5 separate regions of the Homo sapiens genome follow, and all the other regions are linked to region 1. The links are chromatin contacts, found by Hi-C or POLR2A ChIA-PET in ENCODE. All regions are on one chromosome and are shown on one strand. The core of a region is the stretch at or near the end of the contact, and the rest is flanking DNA. Distances in the headings are between cores, read along the strand shown.

Evidence for each region. A loop is a pair of places that touch in the nucleus more often than their neighbours do. ChIA-PET counts read pairs that join two places held with the same protein, here RNA polymerase II (POLR2A). Pooled maps may share reads with other maps.
Region 2: a loop to region 1 is called in a pooled map, with 6 times the contacts of the local background. The contact joins the enhancer-like site here to the promoter of AMPD3 in region 1. A Hi-C loop is called at or near these places in 1 of 37 single-sample maps with no recorded cell type and 2 of 50 pooled maps. POLR2A ChIA-PET finds 5 or more read pairs at or near these places in 1 of 52 experiments (activated T-cell).
Region 3: a pooled map shows a loop between it and region 1 (4-fold over the local background). The contact joins the promoter of AKIP1 here to the promoter of AMPD3 in region 1. A Hi-C loop is called at or near these places in 1 of 37 single-sample maps with no recorded cell type and 6 of 50 pooled maps. POLR2A ChIA-PET finds 5 or more read pairs at or near these places in 1 of 52 experiments (endothelial cell of umbilical vein).
Region 4: a map of naive thymus-derived CD4-positive, alpha-beta T cell shows a loop between it and region 1 (6-fold over the local background). The contact joins the promoter of TMEM9B here to the promoter of AMPD3 in region 1. A Hi-C loop is called at or near these places in 1 of 168 maps with a recorded cell type or tissue (naive thymus-derived CD4-positive, alpha-beta T cell), 2 of 37 single-sample maps with no recorded cell type and 7 of 50 pooled maps. POLR2A ChIA-PET finds 5 or more read pairs at or near these places in 3 of 52 experiments (AG04450, activated CD4-positive, alpha-beta T cell and activated T-cell).
Region 5: a loop to region 1 is called in a pooled map, with 25 times the contacts of the local background. The contact joins the promoter of TMEM41B here to the promoter of AMPD3 in region 1. A Hi-C loop is called at or near these places in 1 of 37 single-sample maps with no recorded cell type and 7 of 50 pooled maps. POLR2A ChIA-PET finds 5 or more read pairs at or near these places in 1 of 52 experiments (OCI-LY7).

The regions. Positions count from the first base shown.
Region 1 is chr11:10,453,672-10,456,513 of GRCh38, forward strand. AMPD3 (adenosine monophosphate deaminase 3) reads left to right here and starts at 1,593. Exons shown (of 15, transcript NM_001025389.2): 1 at 1,593-1,777. RefSeq lists an enhancer at 2,468-2,517.
Region 2 is chr11:12,173,270-12,176,111 of GRCh38, forward strand. The region is part of intron 3 of MICAL2 (microtubule associated monooxygenase, calponin and LIM domain containing 2); the gene reads left to right. Among named protein-coding and RNA genes, the nearest start is that of MIR6124, 11 kb to the left of the region's middle. RefSeq lists an enhancer at 1,323-1,372. Within about 2 kb of position 1,347, at least 6 of the 41 ENCODE cell types and tissues checked have a DNase peak (open chromatin) inside an H3K27ac peak, as active enhancers do.
Region 3 is chr11:8,909,793-8,912,634 of GRCh38, forward strand. It overlaps AKIP1 (A-kinase interacting protein 1), which reads left to right and starts at 1,397. Exons shown (of 6, transcript NM_020642.4): 1 at 1,397-1,431; 2 at 1,652-1,879; 3 at 2,661-2,741. The coding sequence starts at 1,658. It also overlaps a transcript of DENND2B not described here. RefSeq lists a silencer at 1,162-1,441 and enhancers at 1,532-1,601, 1,612-1,701.
Region 4 is chr11:8,963,012-8,965,853 of GRCh38, forward strand. TMEM9B (TMEM9 domain family member B) reads right to left here and starts at 1,431. Exons shown (of 5, transcript NM_020644.3): 1 at 1,198-1,431. The coding sequence starts at 1,302. It overlaps TMEM9B-AS1 (TMEM9B antisense RNA 1), which reads left to right and starts at 1,664. Exons shown (of 5, transcript NR_073431.1): 1 at 1,664-2,137. RefSeq lists silencers at 895-1,084, 1,125-1,624.
Region 5 is chr11:9,313,232-9,316,073 of GRCh38, forward strand. It overlaps TMEM41B (transmembrane protein 41B), which reads right to left and starts at 1,362. Exons shown (of 7, transcript NM_015012.4): 1 at 1,090-1,362. The coding sequence starts at 1,210. RefSeq lists enhancers at 553-1,070, 1,071-1,586 and a silencer at 1,352-1,701.

The sequences.
Region 1 (2,842 bases), core at 343-2,842:
TCTGCCTCCTGGGTTCAAGTGATTCCCCTGCCTCAGCCTCTCAAGTAGGTGGGACTACAGGTGCGCACCACCATGCCCAGCTAATTTTTTGTGTTTTAGTAGAGATGGGGTTTCACCACGTTGGCTAGGATGGTCTCAATCTCCTGACCTTGTGATCCACCTGCCTCGGGCTCCCAAAGTGCTGGGATTACAGGCATGAGCCACCATGCCCGGCCGATATCTTTCTTGATGAGACATAATTTGATTCCGTCCTCTCCTGTCTTTTAGAGTTTGTAAGGGGTGCTTAAGTGATAAAAGGGGATGCAGTCTAGTCTCGGGCAGGAGAAGCGGGCCCTGTATCTGGTTATCATAAATTGTCTTGATGTTTGTTCGAAAGGGAAATAAGGCTTTGAGCTTGGGATCAGTGCTCTTCAGTCCACAGAGACATCTTGGCTGCAAGAAGCAGCAACAAGTTAGGCTCAAGGTGGAATTGTGAGGTCCTGAGAAGAGCTTGCTCTTCTGGGACAGAACTGTATTTTTCTTCTAAACTGCCCATGTTCTGGGGAGTCTTCCCGCCTTTTGGCTTCAGCAGGACCCTTGGTCATTGTTACAACCTGTGTCATCTTAGTGGAGCTGCTGCTGGTTTCTGTCTGAACCCGATGCAATGGGTCTCATACCTGTAAACTGGGCTCCAGGAAGGCAGCTTTCTCTAAGTTGGAAAATGAAGACTCAAGGTGGAGGGTGTTTCCCAAAGCCGATACCACAAGATATTAATAGGTGTTTTTTTCCTATGACAGCAGTTCTAGGATGGTCAAATAAGTGCGTCGGGTTAAACAAAGTTAAGCAGCTTTCTTTACTGCAGGACTTCTCAGGTGTTGAATTTGCTAGTAGAAACTGTGCATGAATACCCATAAGGGACTACAGGATGCAGTGTTTTCCAAGCCTTCTGACCTTTCATGTTCTGCAGACTGCACTTTGAAAAATGCTTGTTTAGACTAAGGCTAGCTGGGATCCGGTTAAAGGTGCAGAATAAAATTCCCTGAACGTGTCGGACTTAAATCCTTGGGCTGGAATCCTCCCACTGCAGTCCCCACTCTACCTCCCCTTTCCCCAAAACACTAGCAGAAAAAGTCATCTGCCCCTCCTCCTTCTGGCAGAATAGTACTAAGGGCTTGGATTTTTTTCTCATACTGTAAGTTCATTTAATTGTTTAATGAATAAATATTACCCTCCCTCTAGGTTGCTTGTAGCCTGCTGGTTGCACTGTTTATGAAACAGCTGTGAGGACAGGTGGGCCGTAATCTCTGGGTAGCTAAAGCCCAGCAGCAGCCCGAGGATCATGTGTCAACCCTGTAATACTGCTCTGTGCACACAGGAATTATGATGTGAGCTCAGTAAGACACAACCTCACGATTGGACATGCGGAGGTGACTCAGGCCCAAGTCAGGGTTACAGCTAGCCTCCCGGTAAACAACTGACCCATCCTTCCTGAGCTCTTCTCCCCAGGATTTCAACAGCACCACAGAAATAGCCATTTTGCTCATGGTTATTTCCCAGGACCACAGGATTTGCCTAAGTCACTGGGAGGCTATGTGTCTGTTCTGAGCCTTCCCACTCTCCTAAAGGGCAGATGAAGATCAGAGCTTTGCACCCTGTGATGCCATTTTAATCAACCCTGCTTGGTTTTAGAGGATTGCTCCTGTGGGTCACTTGAGGCAGGCTCCACCTTCCCCAGGAGGAGTGGCAGAGTCCAGCCAGCGCTCGGAGCTGGAGGCCCACGTGGGAGCAGTGAGCGGCTGTAAGCAGGGGAGGGTTTGGGGTGGGCTCCGGTGGGTCAGTTGGGGTGTACTCCTTTTCTGTGTGTGTGGATGGGGGTGGGGGTTCTGGTAAAGCTTATCAGGCTTCGCAGTCACCTGTGATGTGGGCTTCCTTCTGGGAAGAAAGGAAGGAGTGGGATGGGGCTGTCAGCTTTTCATCCTAGCCTGCCCCTGTCCTCTGTCCGCCTCTGTGCTGAGGCAGTTCCTGCTCCCTGAGTCTCTGTCCTTTCCTGGGAAAGGTGGAAGCAGTTCATGGTCTTTCCCTTTCAGAGGAGGAGGGGATGGAGGGGATTGTATTAGCAACTGGGATTGAAGCTCCCCCTGGCAGTTATGGGGTGCCCTTGGGAGGGCTGCTTTAGGGGGGCTTTCTGAGAAGAGGCAGGTCGGGCTGTACCTGAGACCAATCCCCTTGATAAAATGCAGCCAGGCCTGAAGCACGTTCAGAACGGAAGCAGCAAAGGTGATGATATCGCTCGTTGCTACTCAGCTTTCAGGAGGAGGCTGGGCGTTAGAGGGAGGCTGTGGCTTATCTCCTGCAGCTGGGCAGGACGGCTGAGTTTACTGTTGTAAAGAGGAAGCCGCCGCTTTAGTTTCCTCTTGTGAGGGCTGTGAAGAGGGCCAGGACACTGCATTCAGGATACCACAGCCATTTTGTTTTGGATAACTGGGATTACCTGGGGACTTCAGGGCTCTTGGAAATTTTCCACTCATATTTCATATTCACGAGAGAATTTCCAGCCCAGGCTTTTCCTGCTCTGGCTCACTGCTGCTCACAGATATGCAAAACAGAGACCTCCTACTCCAGCCGGCAGACAGGACCCAGCCAGCTGCACGCACGCACTGACTCAGCTGAGCCTCCTGGGTGGCAGGCAGCACCTCACCCGGGTGCATCACTTGAGTGGCATCTTCAGGACCAGTCATGGAGCCAGGCTCAGGTCTGTGTCGGGGCTTCTGCAAGGGGAGTCTGGCAAGAGTAGGAACCAGCTTCCTTCGTATAACGAGGGGATTTCAGTGGCACTGGGCTTCCTTTCTGGAGGGACTGTGGC
Region 2 (2,842 bases), core at 97-2,596, 1.7 Mb after region 1:
ATCTGCAGTGGAAAGATTTTATTCTCAGGACCCTTTCTGCAGGGGACAGCTGTCAAAATCTGAGGAATATATAGGGGGAGATGTTTTTTAAGTTCAAATCTACAAGACTTAAGTCCAGGGGAAGTTTCATGTCCCCTTCCAGCCAAGGAGAACATGCTCATGTTTACTTGCAGCTGCCTGTTGCTCCTCTCTAGCTTTAAGAGAATGAGCTCTTGCATTTACTCTTTGCCCCTGGCATTCCCAATGTGTCTTTTTAAATTGTGGTAAAATATGTTTAACAAATTTGTCATCTCAACCATTTCTAGGTGTACAATTAATTCAGCGGCATTAATTACATTCTGGATGACGTACAACCATCACCGCTTCCTGTTTCCAAGATTTTTCCTCACTCCAAATAGAAACTTTGTGACCATTATGCAAAAACTCCCTGTTCCCTTCTTCCCTCAGCCCCTGCTACCCTCTCATCTTTTTGTTTGTGTAAATTTGTTTGTAATATTTCATGTAAGTGGAATCATATTGTCTTTGTCTTTTTGTGTTTGGTTTATTTCACTTAGCATAATATTTTTGAGGTTTGTCCACATGGTAGCATGTGTTGGAATTTCATTCTTTTCTTTTTCAATCTTAAAAATATATTTAACCAAATATATCCAAATTATTATTATTTCAGCATGTAATCACTGTGAAATTATTTAAAGCTATTTTACATTTTTTCGTACTGAGTTTTTGAAATCTGGTGTGTGTTTTATAGAGCATCTCAATTCAGATGCTAAATTTTAGTCAGAAATACTTAATCTGTATTTAAATTTTATAAAACTTACAGTTGAAAAAAGTAGATTTACATATCCAAGTTATTCCAGTCATAATTAAAACTTTTCCAGTAACTGAATTGAGTTTGAGGTTTTTTTCAAGCAAAATGTGGTAAAATATACATAACATAAAATTTTAACCATTTTAAAATGTATAATTTGGTATCATGAAGTACATTTACATTGTGGTACACCCATTACTATCATTCATCTCCAGAAGGTTTTCCATCTTGCAAAAATGAAACTCTGTACCCATAATCAGTCACTCCCCTCTCCTCCCCACCCCCACCCCCAGCCCCTGCCTACCACCATTCTACTTTCTGTCTCTAGAGTTTAACTATTAGGTACCTCGTTTAAGTGGAATTATACAGTATTTGTGGCTGGCTTATTCACTTGGCCTGATGTCCTCAAGGTTCATCTGTGACATATGCCAGAATTTCCTTCTTTTTAGGACTGAATAATATTCTATCCTATGTATGTACTGCATATGTTTATCCATTCATCCAGTGAGGAACCCTTGTTTTTTTTTTTCTGCTTTTTGGCTAAGATGAATAATGTGGTGATGAACACTGACGTGCAAGTATCAGTTTGAGTCTTTGTTTTCAGTTATTTTAGGTATATACCAGGAGTGGAATTGCTGAGTCATATGCTAATTCAACTTTTTGAGGAACCACCAAACTGTTTCCATTTACCCTTATATTTTAAATTGCCATCCCTGAGTTAAACTTTTCGCAATTATTAATTCATTCAAAAAATCATTTTCAGCCAGGCATGGTGGCTCACTCCTGTACTCCCAGTGCTTTGGGAGGCCAAGGTGAGTAGATTGCTTTAGCTCAGGAGATTGAGACCAGCCTGGACAACATGGCAAAATGCCATTTCTACAAAAAAATACAAAAAAGTAGTCTGGTGTGGTGGAATGCACCTGTAGTCCCAGCTACTTGGGAGGCTGAGATGGGAGGATCGCTTGAGCCTGGGAGATCAAGGCTGTAGCAAGATGAGATGACACATCTGCATTCCAGCCTGGGCAACAGAGTAAGACTCTGCTTAAAAAAAAAAAATCATTTTAAGTGCCTGCTACATGCCAGGTGCTAGGGACATAGCAGTAAAGAAAACAGACAAACCGAGCACGATGGCTCACGTCTGTAATCCCAGCACTTTGGGAAGCTGAGGCATGCAAATCACCTGAGGTCAGAAGTTCGAGACCAGCCTGGCCAACATGGTGAAACCCTGTCTCTACTAAAAATACAAAAATTAGCCAGGCGTGGTGGTGGGTGCCTGTAATCCCAGCTACTCAGGAGGCTAAGGCAGGAAAACTGCTTGAACCCAGGAGGTGGAGGTTGCAGTGAGCCGAGATTGCGCCACTCCACTCCAGCCCGGGCAACAGAGCAAGACTCTGGGTCGAAAACAAAAAAAAGAAAACAGACAAAATCCTTGTCCTCTTGGAGTTTATGTTCTTATCAGTGAGAGAGAGAGAGAAAGAGAGAGACAATAAACAAATGTGTGGGGAGTCTGTGTGTGTGTGTGTGTGTATGTCAGGTGTGTGTATATCCTAGGTAGAAGATACAGCAGGGCAGGGAGAGGAGAGTAGGTTGCTGTTTGATATAGGATGTCCTGGGAAGGCTTCTAGAAGATGGTGACATTTGAGCAGAGACCTAAAGGAGCAAGGTGATGAGTGTGCAGTTCTTAGAGGGGAGTGAATGCTAGGCAAAGGAGCAGCAGGTACAGAGGTGCTGACGCAAGTGTGCTCAGGATGTTGTGGAAACAGCAAGGAGACCTATGTAGCTGGAAGGAGGCAGGCTGGGGGTGGTAAGAGATGGGCCAGAGAGAGAGTGGGGTTGGGCCTTGGAACCCTTGAAAGGACTTGGGCTTTTACTCTGCATGAGATGCAAAGCCACAGGAGGCTTTGAGTGGAAAGTGACATGACTTCCTCAGGTAAGGAACTGTGAAATCTTGGGGATGAAAAACGTAAAGGAAGACTAGGGTCTCTCCTATCTGTGAGTCACGACCATCTCAGGCCTAAGGAATGTATTACATCC
Region 3 (2,842 bases), core at 147-2,646, 1.5 Mb before region 1:
AGGATGGAGTTTCTCTCCTTTTTCATGAACCACAGAGGAGACTTAAAGGAGGATTTATTTGTGTTCCTTAAAGTGACCCCCACTGAGCGTGTCCCTCAAAGTGGACCTTCCTAAGCATCGGCGCTTTGCTTTGCGCTGGGTGGTGCGGCTGAGTCACTAATTAGCAGTGAGAGCCTGGGCTGTATCTCCTACCAAATAACCAGCGGAGTGGAGTGACAGGTCCTTACTTAAACATGGTTTAAGTAAGCATTCACAGTTCCTTACTTAAACATGGTGCAGTCTTCCTAAAAGATGGAGTCAGACCCCAAGAGAACAGGTCTCCAAAAATATGTGAATCCGTACTTCCCACTGGAGGGGAGAGAGAGCTGCGCTGAGGGATTATGAGAGACCCTACAACTTCTCAGGCGCCCCCTGCCCCGGGGGCCAGGAACATCTGCAGACAGCCCCGCCTCCGTCTCGCCTCAATCCCGAGCTGTTCCCTTCTCCAAAGGCCACCTTGGCAGCCACACAGTTTGGCCTAATCACCTCCTCAAACAAGAGTAGCGACACCCCAAAATGTAGACCAAGCAGAAAGAGGCGCGGGAGGCACTTGCCTTATTCCCCATGATGTTTTTGTTTTGAGACGAAGTCTTCCTCTGTCGCCCAGGCTGGAGTGCAGTGGCGCGATCTCGTCTCACTGCAACCTCCGCTTCCCGGGTTCAAGCGATCCTCCCACCTCGACCCTCCCGAGTACCTGGGACTACAGATGCGCGCCACCACTCCTCCTACTGTGTGTGTGTGTGGACACGGGTTGTCGCTATGTTGCCTACCTAGCTGGTACCCCATAACCACTCCTGGCTAGTGTGTGTGTGTGTGTGTGGACACGGGTTGTCGCTATGTTGCCTACCTAGCTGGTACCCCATAACCACTCCTGGCTAGTGTGTGTGTGTGTGTGTGTGTGTGTGTCTACACGGGTTCTCGCTATGTTGCCTACCTAGCTGGTACCCCATAATTTTTTAGCTCAACAGGAGACCTGCCTTTATACCCACCAAGTTAAGCAGCGCAGTAGCCCTCTAAGGGCCAGCCCCACGCCCAGAGGCTCCTCTGACAGCGTGGACAGATGCCCTGGGCTGCTGGCTCGACTCAGTCCTCAGCCCCCAGCCCCCGACCCCCGACCCCCGGCCCCCGACCCCCGACCCCCGGCCCCCAGCGCCCGGCGCCCCGCCTCCAGCGCTCAGCAGTTAACCAGGCAACTCGCGCGCAGACGCCAAGGCTGGGACGCAGAAGGCGTGTTTGGCCGCCCAGCCGCCCCGCCTCCCCCACTTCTCCCGCCTCTCCCGCCTCTCCCGCCTTCCGCCAATGGCCCAGCTGCGCCGGCGCCGCCGGGAGCGCTAGGCCTGGTCCCTCTTCCTAGAATAGCGTTGCGCGCATGCGCCTTGACGAGTGAGCCGGGTGAGGGGGCTCCCTAAGTAGCGGAAGGGGTAGATGAAAATGGAAGGGGCGGGCGCGCTAGGCCTAGTCCTGGCTGGGCTCCCGCTGGAGTGTGCGTTGGGGGCGGACCAGGAGCGGTGGTCTCCAGGGAGGTCGAGGCTGGGGCTCCCACCCGGATTTGGAGCAGGGTCGCCGCGGCCCAGCTGACCCGCCGGCGTTTGTACGTTGTGTGCCCACTCAGGGAGCCATGGACAACTGTTTGGCGGCCGCAGCGCTGAATGGGGTGGACCGACGTTCCCTGCAGCGTTCAGCAAGGCTGGCTCTAGAAGTGCTGGAGAGGGCCAAGAGGAGGGCGGTGGACTGGCATGCCCTGGAGCGTCCCAAAGGCTGCATGGGGGTCCTTGCCCGGGAGGCGCCCCACCTAGAGAAACAGCCGGCAGCCGGCCCGCAGCGCGTTCTCCCGGGAGAGGTGAGGGTCGCTGTGCCGGGGGCCGCCCCAGTCCTTCGCGCCGCGGTAGCCCGCTGGGAGCCAGGGGTGCGCAGCGCAGAAGCAGCTGAGGAAACCTTCCCTTAGCGGAAGCTGGAAAGGATCAGAACAATGAATGGAAAAGTCCTTTCAAAACGCTTTACATTTGACAGATTCTTGTTGGGTAGCTGTAGAATAACGGTAGTGTTCAGCCCTGGTTGGTTACTTAAAAAAAAAAAAAAAAATTAGCCGGGCGCGGTGGCTCATGCCTGCAATCCCAGCACTTTGGGAGGCCGAGGCGGGCGGATCACCTGAGGTCGGGAGTTCGAAAGCAGCCTGACCAACATGGAGAAATCCCGTCTCTACTAAAAATACAAAATTAGCCGGGCGTGGTGGCGCATGTCTGTAATCCCAGGTACTAGGGAGGCTGAGGCAGGAGAATCGCTTGAACCCGGGAGGCGGAGGTCGCGGTGAGCCGAGATCGCGCCATTGCACTCCAGCCTGGGCAACAAGAGCGAAACCTCCGTCTCAAAAAAAAAAAAAAAAAAAAAATCTTACAGCTATCATCTGATAGTAGAGGAAAGCCTGCAAGCCTGTCTCTTAGATCCTGGATAAATTGCATGTCTATCTTTTAGAGTTGGAATTCTTTCTCAATAACATCGTTCTTTCTGACATAAACTTGCAGAGCCTTTCCAAAAGTAAAAAGGAGACTATTTCCAAAATGGCTTCATTCTCCAGTAGGGAATCCTAGAGCTAACCTGTGACGTGCCATTTATTCAAATAGAGAGAAGAGAGACCCCCAACCCTTAGTGCTTCCTTCAGAACAATGGCTGAATTCATGGACTATACTTCAAGTCAGTGTGGGGTAAGTTGGTGTGAACCAAAACTATGCCCCATCACCTGCTGATGGACCACATTTGGATCTTTCTGGAATTTACGGAGAATCTGGACACTACCTGTTTCTCC
Region 4 (2,842 bases), core at 181-2,680, 1.5 Mb before region 1:
AGTGAGCATTTGCTCTGTGTTAGATCTTGTGCTCAATAAGGTGGATTCAGATAAGCATAAGACATGGTTTCTGCCCATAACCAGGACACACCCTAGTAAAGGAGACTGAAAAATAAATACATGATCACAATACATAAAGTTATGAGGCAAGATATGCAGAGGGTGCCAGCAATGTTTTCAAAGTCAGGAGACGTGCTGCTGTCCCTGTTTCTGGTAGGAGGTAGAGATGGTTTCAAAAAGAATCTCTGAATCAAAAACATTTGCCTGCCTGTAACCTTTCCCCACTCCTACATTTAAAGATATTATAAATTAAAGCTCTTATTTTTAAAAACGCAATGTCATTCTGTTTTCCCATCATACTAATGTGAATCCCTTCTGTTCTCCCCCAATGATGAGCTAGCTCATCAAAGAGGAAGCACAGGTATGCATGGAGCTAGGGCAGGTCTGGAGAGCTGGGGCACCAGAGAACAGTATGAGGGAACTAGAAGGTCAAGAAATCGAACCAGGGAGGCCACAACCTCACCTCTCTTGCAGTTTGGTTCTTCCCTTACCCACTAAATTATCAGGAAGAGAGAAAGCAAGAAAGGCACCAAGGGACTCGTGGAGGGAGTTAGGTGAGAATATGAAGCAGGTGAGAGATGCTCCGTAGGCCCTATTGGGAGGGAAGTAGGCCAGGAGGGGCAAGTTCCCACCACAGGAAGGGAAGTGTTCAGGGGTGAGCTGAGCTGAGTCGGCCCTTGACAGGGAAGGCTCTGTCAGATGGGGGCTTCCTATCATTCTGGCTTGGGGCATGCGGGGCCTGTGAGGCTGGCGGAGGGCGCAGGTGGGCTGTCAAGAGCTTAGGGTGGAAAGTTAAAGGCTCTCGGAGGTGAAAAGGTTGTCAAGTGTAAGATGCGTGCAGCCGGGGCTGGGAAGGGAAATGTTAAGGCGGTGGGGGGCTGCTGTCCGGACTGTGGGCACTGTCGGGGCTGGGGACGACCGTGGGGCGCTGCCTGCCAGGCTGTCGGGGCTGAGGGCGAGAGTGCCGCCGGGCAGTCGGGAGGGGCGGGGCTGGTGGCGGCGGGGGTCTGCCGGAGCTGTGAGGCCAGGCGTATGGCTGTCAGGAATGGGCCAAGGAGCAGGTTGGCAGACCCAGTTTCCGCAAGGCCGGTGGTAGGGGAGGAGCTTCCGTCAGGAGCGAGGCTGGGCGGGACTCACCTTGGCGGCGTCTGACAGCTGCGCCAGCAGCAGCACGGAAAGCGCCAGGCACGACAGGCTGAGCAAGGAGCCAAGCCGAAGAAGGCCTCCCCACAGGGTCGCCATCGCTGGGGGCCCAGCGGTCCCACAGCCCGGAGCCCCCGCGACCGGCTCCCGGCTCGGGCTCAGGCTCAGGCTCAGGCTCAGGCACAGGCTTGGGACCCGGCTGGGGATCCTCCGCCCGCACTTCCGTCTGGACGCGAAGGCGTCACCGGGCGCGCCGGGTCAGATGCAAAAAGCATCCGCCCCGGAACCGGTTACCAGTGCGAAGGGCCGGGAGGCTGGGCAGTCCTGGTGCCCGCCTTGGCCTAGCCCCGGCCCCGGGACGGAAGGGGGCCTCTGGGGTGGCAGCCTGGGCCCAGTAGAGCTTTGCATCTCTTGGATATCTTTCCCGGGCGCAGAAGCTGCGGGGCTTAGGGAGTCGCCATTGCGCTGGAAAGTCCTCCCGCCCACGGAGACCCCAGCAAACTCCGAGTGTCACACAGTCGCCTCTGGCGACCCGTGCGGGCCGGAGCCGTTCGCGCACAGGCAGGGCGGGTGCTGAGCGTGGAAACGGGGCTGGAATTGGCCGAGCCATGCCTTTCCGGGATGCCCACCGCCAGTCAAAGGGTTGGGGGTGGTCTCTGCACCTTAAGTACTAACCTGCCGCCCACGCGCCTCCTGACCACAGCACCCCGTCGGCTTTCTAATTCTGTGAGCTGCCCTCGTGGGCGTGGCCTCCCTGTGGAGCTCCCCATGTGCCTCCCCTTGGTCCAGCCTGCAGCTAGGAAGTGGGTCACAGCGACGGGGCTGGGCTGGGCCAGGCCAGGCTCCGGGAGATGTGGAATTGGCGAAACAACTGCCCCAGTAGTATCCTCCGCCTAGGACTCCAAGAGGTGGCGAATTGGGGCACTACGCCCGGGTAAGGCAGTGCCTGTTCAGGGCTGCCGACCTGTCTCCCCAGGGCTGTCATTCTCAGCAAGTACTTTAGGAGTGCCTTAGATCGGCACATTCTCCCATTGAAATATTTTTGTTAGTGGAGACAAGGGAGGTAATGGCAAGGACACGGATCATCACAGCCCCTAGGGATTTGTTGAATGACCTTTGGCAAATCACTTCCCTTCTCTGGGCCTGTAGTTCTTGGCTGAATATGAGGGAATGGATTTCAAATTATGCTCCATGTAATACCCGTGTTTTTACCTCTGTAAACAGATTTTTTTGTTTTTTTTGAGACGGAGTCTCGTTCTGTCCCCCGGGCTGGAGTGCAGTGGCGCGATCTCGGCTCACTGCAACCTCCGCCTCCCGGGTTGACGCCATTCTCCTGCCTCAGCCTCCCTAGTAGGTGGGACTACAGGCGCCCGCCACCACGCCGCCCGGCTAATTTTTTTTTTCTTTTTCTTTTTCTTTTTTTTTTTTTGTATTTTTAGTACAGACAGGGTCTCACTGTGTTAGCCAGGATGGTCTCGATCTCCTGACCTTGTGATCCGCCCGCCTCGGCCTCCCAAATTGCTGGGATTATAGGCGTGAGCCACCGCGCCCGGCCCCAACAGATTTTTAAAGATGGTCTTTTCCCAATTTGTGGAAATGTTTTAACAGAATGCTCTCAATATTTTTCGCCCATGTGATT
Region 5 (2,842 bases), core at 112-2,611, 1.1 Mb before region 1:
CTGGATCCAGTGTATATAAGCTGGAAAAATACCCAAAAACATAAGGCTGACAGAGCCAAATTAGACTGTTGGAGACATTTTAAATTATTTGAAAATACATTAACATTTTCTACTACATACTCTTAGAAGTTCTCCTAGCCATCACTGGTGGTGGAACACACCTATGTGAGCTACAGACAAACTTGTTAGGATCACTTTAAGTTTATGAGCTTTAAAATCATTTAAAGAACGATTCCAGGCCAACACGGAATCAAAGTATTTAGTTTCTACGTACAGTTTTTTCCTTAAAACAATATTTAAAGCCGTGAGATTCTGCAATTATAGAGGCAGTAGGAATAAAGAGAAAACAAAAACCAAAAATAAAGCCGTGAGAAATGTCAGGATGATGTAGTGGGGAAATAAACTTTAGAATGAGTGACCTTAGCTGTAACTAAGTAATTGCTAATATTTATTTAGCCCCCACTTCATATCCAAGCATTGCTCTAAATCTTTTACGTGAATTATTTCGTTTAACCCACGCACCACCTATTAAGTAGATATTATTATTATCCCCATTTCACAGTTCAGACACTGAGCTTTTTTTGAAAGTTACCAAGTCCAAGGTTCCAAGTAAACAGTAGGGCAGGGACTCAAGCCCAGGTGTACTGCCACCTGGAAGTATTAAGTCCTCGCTCCTAACTACTACTTCACTGATCTGGCTTTATGACTTTATAAGTCATATACCCACACTGGGCCTCAGTTTCTTCATCTGTAAAAACAACGCAGCGAATGCCACAGTACAGCTCCTTCCAGCTCTGCCTAGCGTCGTTATCATCAACCTTACAATCTACCTGAGCGTCAACAAGCCAGTGTCATCCCTTCTTTTAAATGAATTCTACTCAAACAGCATTTACAACGCACCTACTCGGCGTCCGGCCTTGTGCTGCGCGAGCGCCCAAGCCCAACTCCCCCACGGTCTCTGCTCCCGCCGCGGCGCCAGCAGGCCCCCCTCTTTCCCCGCGACTCTCCGAGAATAGCGGGGGTCCTTTTCCCCACCCGACACACAGAAGCCTCGGGCCACCCCCAGCTCTGCTCCCCGGGCCCACTCACCCTTCTGGTGGTCTCTGCTGCCAGGCGCCGCGAGACCCCGCGTCCCCGCTGCCCCGTCCCCCACGGGGGTCGTGTGGTGAGCGCCCAACTGCGATCGTTCGGCGACTCTGCCTTTCGCCATGGCTGCTGCAAGGTGAAGGGAGCGGTGCGGTGCCGCGCCCCCTAAACAACAAAACTCTGTTGCAGGCTCCTTACTACGCCGAAGCGCCACGGCTAGAGCCACTTCCGGCGCGACCTCCTCACCCGAGACGACCTCAGCCCAGCGAGTACTGCAACCTCCTGCAAACACCCGCAGCGCCCACCACAGGCTAAACCCCGCCCCGTGCCGCCCCCGAGCCTCGCGTGCTCGCGCCGGCCCAGTAACCGCGAGACAAGTCAGGGTCCTGGACCGCCCCCTTCAGTGCCCCGCCCCGGCCCGCCCGCGGGAAAGAGGTGGCCGCCGGGCGCTGGGGCGAGAGCATGCGCAGTCGCGGCACTCGAGTCACCCGGCTGCGACTCGCTGGCCCTGGCGTCTAAAGCGTAGCCTTAATTACCCGGAAGTGCGGTCCCAGGGACTTCAAACCTTTTGTCCAGGCCGCCGGAGGTGCCTGTGATTAGTCGGCATTTCGCGGCTGAGGCTGATTCAGCCCATTACATCAATTCCGCAGCTGCTGTCTTCAATTTGGAGGCGCCAGAGAGTGCTTGATCTAAAAGATGGTGGGAAATACAAAGGTTGAGCAAAACCTACCTGAATTTCAGGAAACTAAGGCTCAGAGAGGGCTACGTACAACCTGTGAAGATCACAGGATGGCAAAAATGGGCTTAGAATCCAGGTTGTCCTGTTCCCAAAGCTAACGGTTTTGCATTAGCTGCTGCCCCTTACTACTAAACCCAAGTCAGCTCTACATTTAGCTTATCCCTAAGCTAAGCGGAAACATGCCTTTTCCACAGGTAACTTTTTCTGCTTCTACCCCTCAGAGCACATTCAGCTTACTCACCGTGGTTACCTCTTGAAAGCAACTTAGAGGCCGGTCGCGGTGGCTCAAGCCTGTAATCCCAACACTTTGGGAGGCCAAGGCGGGCGGATCATTTGAGACCAGGAGTGTGAGGCCAGACTGGCCAAAATGGTGAGATGAGACCCCGTCTCTGCTAAAAATACAAAAATGAGCTGGACATGATGGCTTGTAATCCCAGCTACTCGAGAGTGTGAGTCAGGAGAATCGCTTGAACCCCGGAGGCTGAGGTTGCGGTGAGAAATTGCACCGCTGCACTCCAGCATAGACCACAAAGCAAGACTCCGTCCCAAAAAAAAAAAAAAAAAATCCTGATTGTTTCTATTCAGTAATTACATTTGTAGGAAATTATTCCATGAAAATAAACATAAATAATTCCTCTGTATTAGTATAACAGTGAAAAACTAAAAGCAATATAAAAATCCAACACTAAATAAAAATGGTTAAGTAAATTATGGGAAACCCATTCAATTGAACTGTTTTATGTACACATCCTTTGCCTACTTCTGGCTCCCATTTTATTTCCTTCATAGTCATTAAAAGCAATTAATTCTGTGAACTATTTGTTTACTTGTTTATTGTCTGCCTCCACCTTTAGAATATAAGCTTTAAGGCAGGGGCTTTGTCTTTTTGTTTTTTGTTTTTTTAAGTGATGGGAATCTCACTATATTGTCCAGGCTGGATCTGAACTTCTGGACTCAAGGGATCCTCAAGCATCAGCCCTCTGAGTAGCTGGGACTACAGGCTCCATGCTATGGCTC